Linked DNA regions of Homo sapiens: region 1 is linked to region 2. A link is a loop called in an ENCODE intact Hi-C map of the cell type or tissue named here. Cell type or tissue: heart right ventricle. All regions are shown on one strand. Each heading gives the region's core, and the rest is flanking DNA. Links, peaks and the distances in the headings are about the cores only. Region 1 overlaps LINC01418 (long intergenic non-protein coding RNA 1418). Region 2 has its middle 31 kb from the start of MEX3B.

Region 1 (2,920 bases), core at 319-2,818, 50 kb before region 2:
CCCACTATGGGACTCAGTTTTCCAAGCAATACACTTTTTATTTTAAAATGGATGTCTTCCAAAGTCCTTTCAGCTGTAATATTGTAGGATGCTATAAGATTATTTTAATGATTTCATGGAAGCATGAGTTGAATTATTTCTGCCTCTGAGTTTTCATTAATAAAGATTTGCCTTCTGATTTGCACATGAGTATCTTGTAAGTTTGGTGGGTGAAAGTCCTTCCAGACAACTTGATCTACTGTACGGCACCATTCAATCATTAATTCAACAAACACTTATTGAGTGCTAGGAACCACGTCTCCAACAAGTGTCAAGAGCTCCTCGACTGAAAACCAAGCTTAGAAATGAATGCTTTCATTTGAATGTGGTCACTAGGGAGGCCCTCTCCGTTCAGCAGATGATCCCCACAATCATCTTTATTTCAGTGTTTTCTAACTATATTGGTATTCCCAGTATTGATCTATATAACCAAAATAAAATTTACTTATGTCTAAATCTTTGTTACAGCACCAAACTGGACAGACTTTTAACAAATTTAAGGAGAATATTTGGAAGAGCCAACTGTATGACAGCCAACTGTATGATAGTACATGAAGAACCTGGAATTTACTTTGAGTGCCCTAAGAGTATACTGAGAGATAGGTGGCCCTCCTCAGAGGCAGCTAAAACTAAGGTTCAACACGATGTCCCGACACCTGCCAATTAAGAAATAGATACATTAGGATACTGTGAGATAGAAAACAAATACTCATTTCAAGTATTAGTCCCAAATTCCAAGAACTGATTTACAGTCAAGCTGTTTCTTGGCGAACAGCTCTATGTAGCATGATGAAGTGAAGTGACAGCAAAAGTTTACTTATTTAAAGATGATTAACAGTTCTCCCAAGTGGCCGGGCGCAGCGGCTCAGGCCTGTAATCCCAGCACTTTGGGAGGCCGAGGTGGGCAGATCACAAGGTCAGGAGTTCAAGACCAGCCTGACCAATATGGTGAAACCCTGTCTCTACTAAAAATACAAAAATTAGCTGGGCATGGTGGCACACACCTGTAGTCCCAGCTACTAGGGAGGCTGAGGCAAGAGAATCACTTGAACCCAGGAGGTGGAGGCTGCAGTGAGCCAAGGTTGCACTACCGCAGTCCAGCCTGGACGACAGAGTGAGATTCTGTCTAAACAAAAAAACAAAAACAAAAAAAAAAACAATTCTCCCAAGTAACACTGAAGGAGTCATCTACAAAAGTTACTTATTTACCTCCATAAGTAATCTGTATTTAAGTAAATATAAAACAAACATTTATTAGTAAGGGTACTATGTGGAAAGCAGAAGATTAGCGTGCATTAAATATGATCTCAACCCTCTAGCCTGTAAGTTAGAGAGAAAAGATAGTGACGTAAATAACTATTCTAGATATCCAATTTTTAATGGCAGAGTAATGATAGTCCTGCTCCTTTGATGTCTTTGAAATCACCCAAAAACAACAAAGAAAGAGTAAATATAAATGTGCAATCCAGAATTTGGACACACACAAACACACACACACATACATTACATTTGCAGGAAACAATTCATTGTTGAGGAATAACAACCTCCATTACAAGCAGCCTTATTTCTGCCAAGCTTTGTTTGAGAGGTGAAGCCAGCTGGACTTCTGGGTCGGGTAGGGACTTGGAGAACTTTTCTGTCTTACAAGAGGATTGTAAAATGCACCAATCAGTGCTCTGTAAAAATGCACCAATCAGCGCTCTGTGGCTAGCTAGAGGTTTGTAAAATGGACCAATCAGCACTCTGTAAAATGGACCAATCAGCACTCTGTAAAATGGACCAATCAACAGGACATGGGCGGGGACTAATAAGAGAATAAAAGCTGGCCAACCCAGCCGGCAGGGCAACCTGCTGGGGTCCCTTTCCATGCTACGGAAGCTTTGTTCTTTTGCTCTTCACAATAAATCTTGTTGCTGCTCACTCTTTTGGTGTGTGCCACCTTTAAGAGCTGTAACACTCACTGCGAAGGTCCGCGGCTTCATTCTTGAAGTCAGTGAGACCATGAACCCACCAGAAGGAACCAACTCTGGACACATGTTGAATAGGTAGTAGTTTGAATCCTAAAACAATTCACCCACGTGTACAAAACCCTGAGTAATGAGAAACCAGGGACAATTCCTGCTGGCCTGAAAGACAGTCCTGGACTGGGGGCGGTGGGTCACGCCTGTAATCCCAGCACTTTGGGAGGCTGAGGTGGGCAGATCACGAGTTCAGGAGATCGAGACCATACTGGCTAACATGGTGAAACCCTGTGACTACTAAAAACACAAAAAATTAGGTGGGCGTGGTGGCAAACGCCTATAGTCCCAGCTACTCGGGAGTCTGAGGCGGGAGAATGGTGTGAACCCAGGAGGAAGAGCTTGCAGTGAGCCAAGATTGTGCCACTGCACTCCAGCCTGGGCGACAGAGCAACACTCTGTCTCAAAAAAAAAAAAAAAACACACACACACAGTCCTAATATCCCCCACTGAAACTTCCTAAAAACAGCTAGTCCAGGAGAAACTTTTCATATTTGAAACTGAGTAGGAATTTTTTGTAAGAAAAGATTACACAAAAGTGTCATAAGAAAAAAAAATGGGTAAAGAATCTGGAAGAATAAATGACAAAGAACTCTCATTAGAAAACATGAAAGCAGATGAAAATTATAATCAACATACTGCCATGAATTTTTAAAACTGGAAACAATTACAACTAACAAACAAGAGCACAAGGCAAAAACAAAGAGCTAGAAAAGCTATGACATTATAAGGAAATGATATATTAACTGGTAGAACTCAGGAAAGAAGTAAAACGGATAAATCATTATTAAAAAGGGTTATATTGCGGTGGCTCACACCTGTAATCCCAGCACTTTGGGAGGCCGAGGCAGGTGGATCATGAG
Region 2 (2,920 bases), core at 135-2,634:
TTAAAAATACGCTCGCCAGAGTTTATTTTACATTTTCAATTGAAGGGTGGCAAGATAAAAGTGAGAGACTCTTGTACGCGTATGCCTCAAGCTCAGAAGATCAAACAATTCAAATATAAATTCCAGAAAGATCTTTTAGAACAGGGAGAAACCTAGTCAAAAATGAAAGGAAATTTCCCCCAGCTACAGGGAAACACTGATTTTCAAATTAAAAGGCCCCATAAAGTGCTGGGGCAGGATGACTGAGAAATGACCCCACTCAGACGCATCATTGCAACATTTCAGAACACCAAAAATGAAGCAAACAAGTCTAAAACTTCTAGACTCTAGAGAAAGAAAAATAGGTTACTTAAAAAGAAAGAAGAGGTCGGGCGCAGTGGCTCACTTCCGTAATCTCAGCACTTTGGGAGGCTGAGATGGGTAGATCACCTGAGGTCAGGAGTTCAAGACCAGCCTGGCCAAGATGGCAAAACCCTGTCTCTATGAAAAATACAAAACTTAGCCGGGCATGGTGGCAGGCGCCTGTAGTTCCAGCTAATCAGGAGACTGAGGCATGAGAATCGCTGGAACCCAGGAGGTAGAGGATTTTTTTGTTTGTTTGTTTTTGTTTTTGTTTTTGAGACGGAGTCTCGCTCTGTCACCCAGGCTGGAGTGCAATGGCACGACCTCGGCTCACTGCAACCTCTGCCTCCCGGGTTCAAGTGAATGTCCTGCCTCAGCCTCCCTAGCAGCTGGGACTACAGGCACGTGCCACCATGGCCAGCTAATTTTTGTATTTTTAGTAGAGACGGGATTTCACCATGTTGACCAGGATGGTCTCGATCTCTTGACCTCGTGATCTGACCACCTCGGCCTCCCAAAGTGCTGGGATTACAGGCATGAGCCACCGCACCTGGCCCCCAGGAGGTAGAGGGGACTCCGCCTCCAAAAAAAAAAAAAAAAAGAAAGAAAGAAGAATTAAATATAAGATTCCCATCAGTGATACTTGTTGACAATAGAACACTCCGCTCCCCTGATGGAACAGTTTCTTTAAAAGTTTAGATAACTGATTAGTCAGAAGAAATGAGATCCAGGAAACAATAGCTCCAACCCAGCCCAGCCATAAAGGGATGTCCCATTATGACACTAATGCAACAGGCCTGGAGAAAAAAACACTGCAAATTGCAACAGACTGATTGAAGTAAATTTACATTATAAATTCAATGATCTCACCTTATGTCCACAAATATCTATTACACACCTATTATCCAGCCAGCAAGGCACAGAGGATATGGTGATGAGAGAGACAGACTGTCCCTGCTCTCATGAAGCTTACAGTCTAGCCCAGAGGACACTCTCTGTGGTCGGTCCCAGCTATGACCTTCCAGATACACAGTCTGGCTGTTCTCTGGCTCCGTCCCAGGACTGCAGTTCCTTGGCATCTTGGTGAAGCCATATGTGACTCAGCTGCTCTTAGCTGCTGGCCGTTCAGTGGGAATAAGGATTCCAGGGATGGCATTCCCCTTCTGACCTATGGCCCATCCTTCTGCCTTCCAAGCCAGGATAGTGTTTCCTCTCATCCTTCACCAGCCCACTGCTTCTTAGAAGGAAAGCCACCAGTTGGTGATCAGTGCCCTCCTTCAGGCTGGTCCCACTGTACTCAACTTGGCAGAAATTCCTCCAAAGTATGGCCCGTGGATGACCTCTTCCCTGAGGCAGATGCTCCCCGATTTTATGTTCTTTTTGATTTTCAATCAAAATGCAATGAAAGCAAAGTGAAATGGAGAAAGTAATTCGATGCATATGATAAAGCTGCCATTTTACCCGGAATCAGGATGAGCTGAGAGATTAAGGAGAGCAAGAAAGAAAATTGGAAGTTAACTGCTACTTAATAGCAGAATAAGGAACTGAGAATGGCTTGCTTTACTTATTATCAGTCCTCCCTGAATTACAAAATAAACAGGATAAAACTTAGTGTTTTCTCTATGCAGAATAAAGGGTGACATTAAGAGGCTCTGGTAATTAAATTTAATTGGAACCAGATTTATAAAACAGACTGTGAGCTGTTGAGGACAAGGACTCTGTCTTATTCACCTTTGTCTTCAAGTAAATGCTAGCTATTGTCACTGCTGTTGATGTTGTTATCTAATTATTATGTGTAACAGAATATAGAAATCAGTGCCTCAGAGGATGCACAGAAAAGGATTTTACTTTCATTGATAAATATTAGATTTTTCTATGCTAAATCGTGGCTGAATAAAAAGAACATGTACCGCTTTTCTTTGTTTTTTTGTTTTGTTTTGTTTTGTTTTGAGATGGAATCTCACTCTGTTGCCCAGGCTGGAATGCAGTGGTGCGATCTCAGCTCACTGCAACCTCCGCCTCCCAGGTTCAAGTGATTCTCCTGCCTCAGCTTCCCCAGCAGCTGGGACTACAGGCGTGTGACACCATGCCCGGATAATTTTTGTGTTTTTAGTAGAGACGGGGTTTCACCATATCGGCCAGGCTGGCCTCAAATTCCTGACCTTGTGATCCACCCGCCTTGGCCTCCCAAAGTGCTGGGATTACAGGCATGAGCCACCATGCCCAGCCCATGTACCGCTTTTCAAGGGATAGCTTTATATAGCAGTGTTTTTATTTAAGCACTAGGAATAATATTTGTGTGAAGGCTCTTATAAGAATTCATCATTTAAAAAACTCTTTCTCCTCCTTGATCACCTGAACATCACACTATTGATTCATGAAAAATAAAACTTCGTCTCTCTGAGCACATTCACCTGCTCCTATTGCAGATTGACCTTCTGCATCAAGGCAAATGAATGCTTTGTTGGGAAAACCAGAAGCAAGTCCACATCATCACAAGGAGGACGTCCATAGTGCAGAGGGTAAGAATGCCTCTGTGGCATGGCCTGGGCGGCAGGGAAGCACCAAGGAGGAGGAG

The links. Hi-C counts contacts between places; a loop is a spot of excess contacts. Peaks named below come from ENCODE experiments on the same cell type or tissue, not always from the same donor. Only the 100,000 strongest peaks of a DNase experiment are listed, where the experiment ranks them.
Region 1: a loop joins it to region 2, with 2.4 times the contacts of the local background. A loop is called at or near these places in 3 of 110 quality-filtered maps.

Annotation. Positions count from the first base shown.
Region 1 is chr15:81,963,242-81,966,161 of GRCh38, forward strand. The region is part of intron 1 of LINC01418 (long intergenic non-protein coding RNA 1418); the gene reads right to left. Among named protein-coding and RNA genes, the nearest start is that of LINC01418, 2.5 kb to the right of the region's middle. In heart right ventricle, for the core only: no CTCF peak of the experiment used is centred there; no DNase peak of the experiment used is centred there.
Region 2 is chr15:82,013,779-82,016,698 of GRCh38, forward strand. No RefSeq gene overlaps it. Among named protein-coding and RNA genes, the nearest start is that of MEX3B, 31 kb to the right of the region's middle. In heart right ventricle, for the core only: no CTCF peak of the experiment used is centred there; no DNase peak of the experiment used is centred there; H3K27me3 peaks cover 748 bases.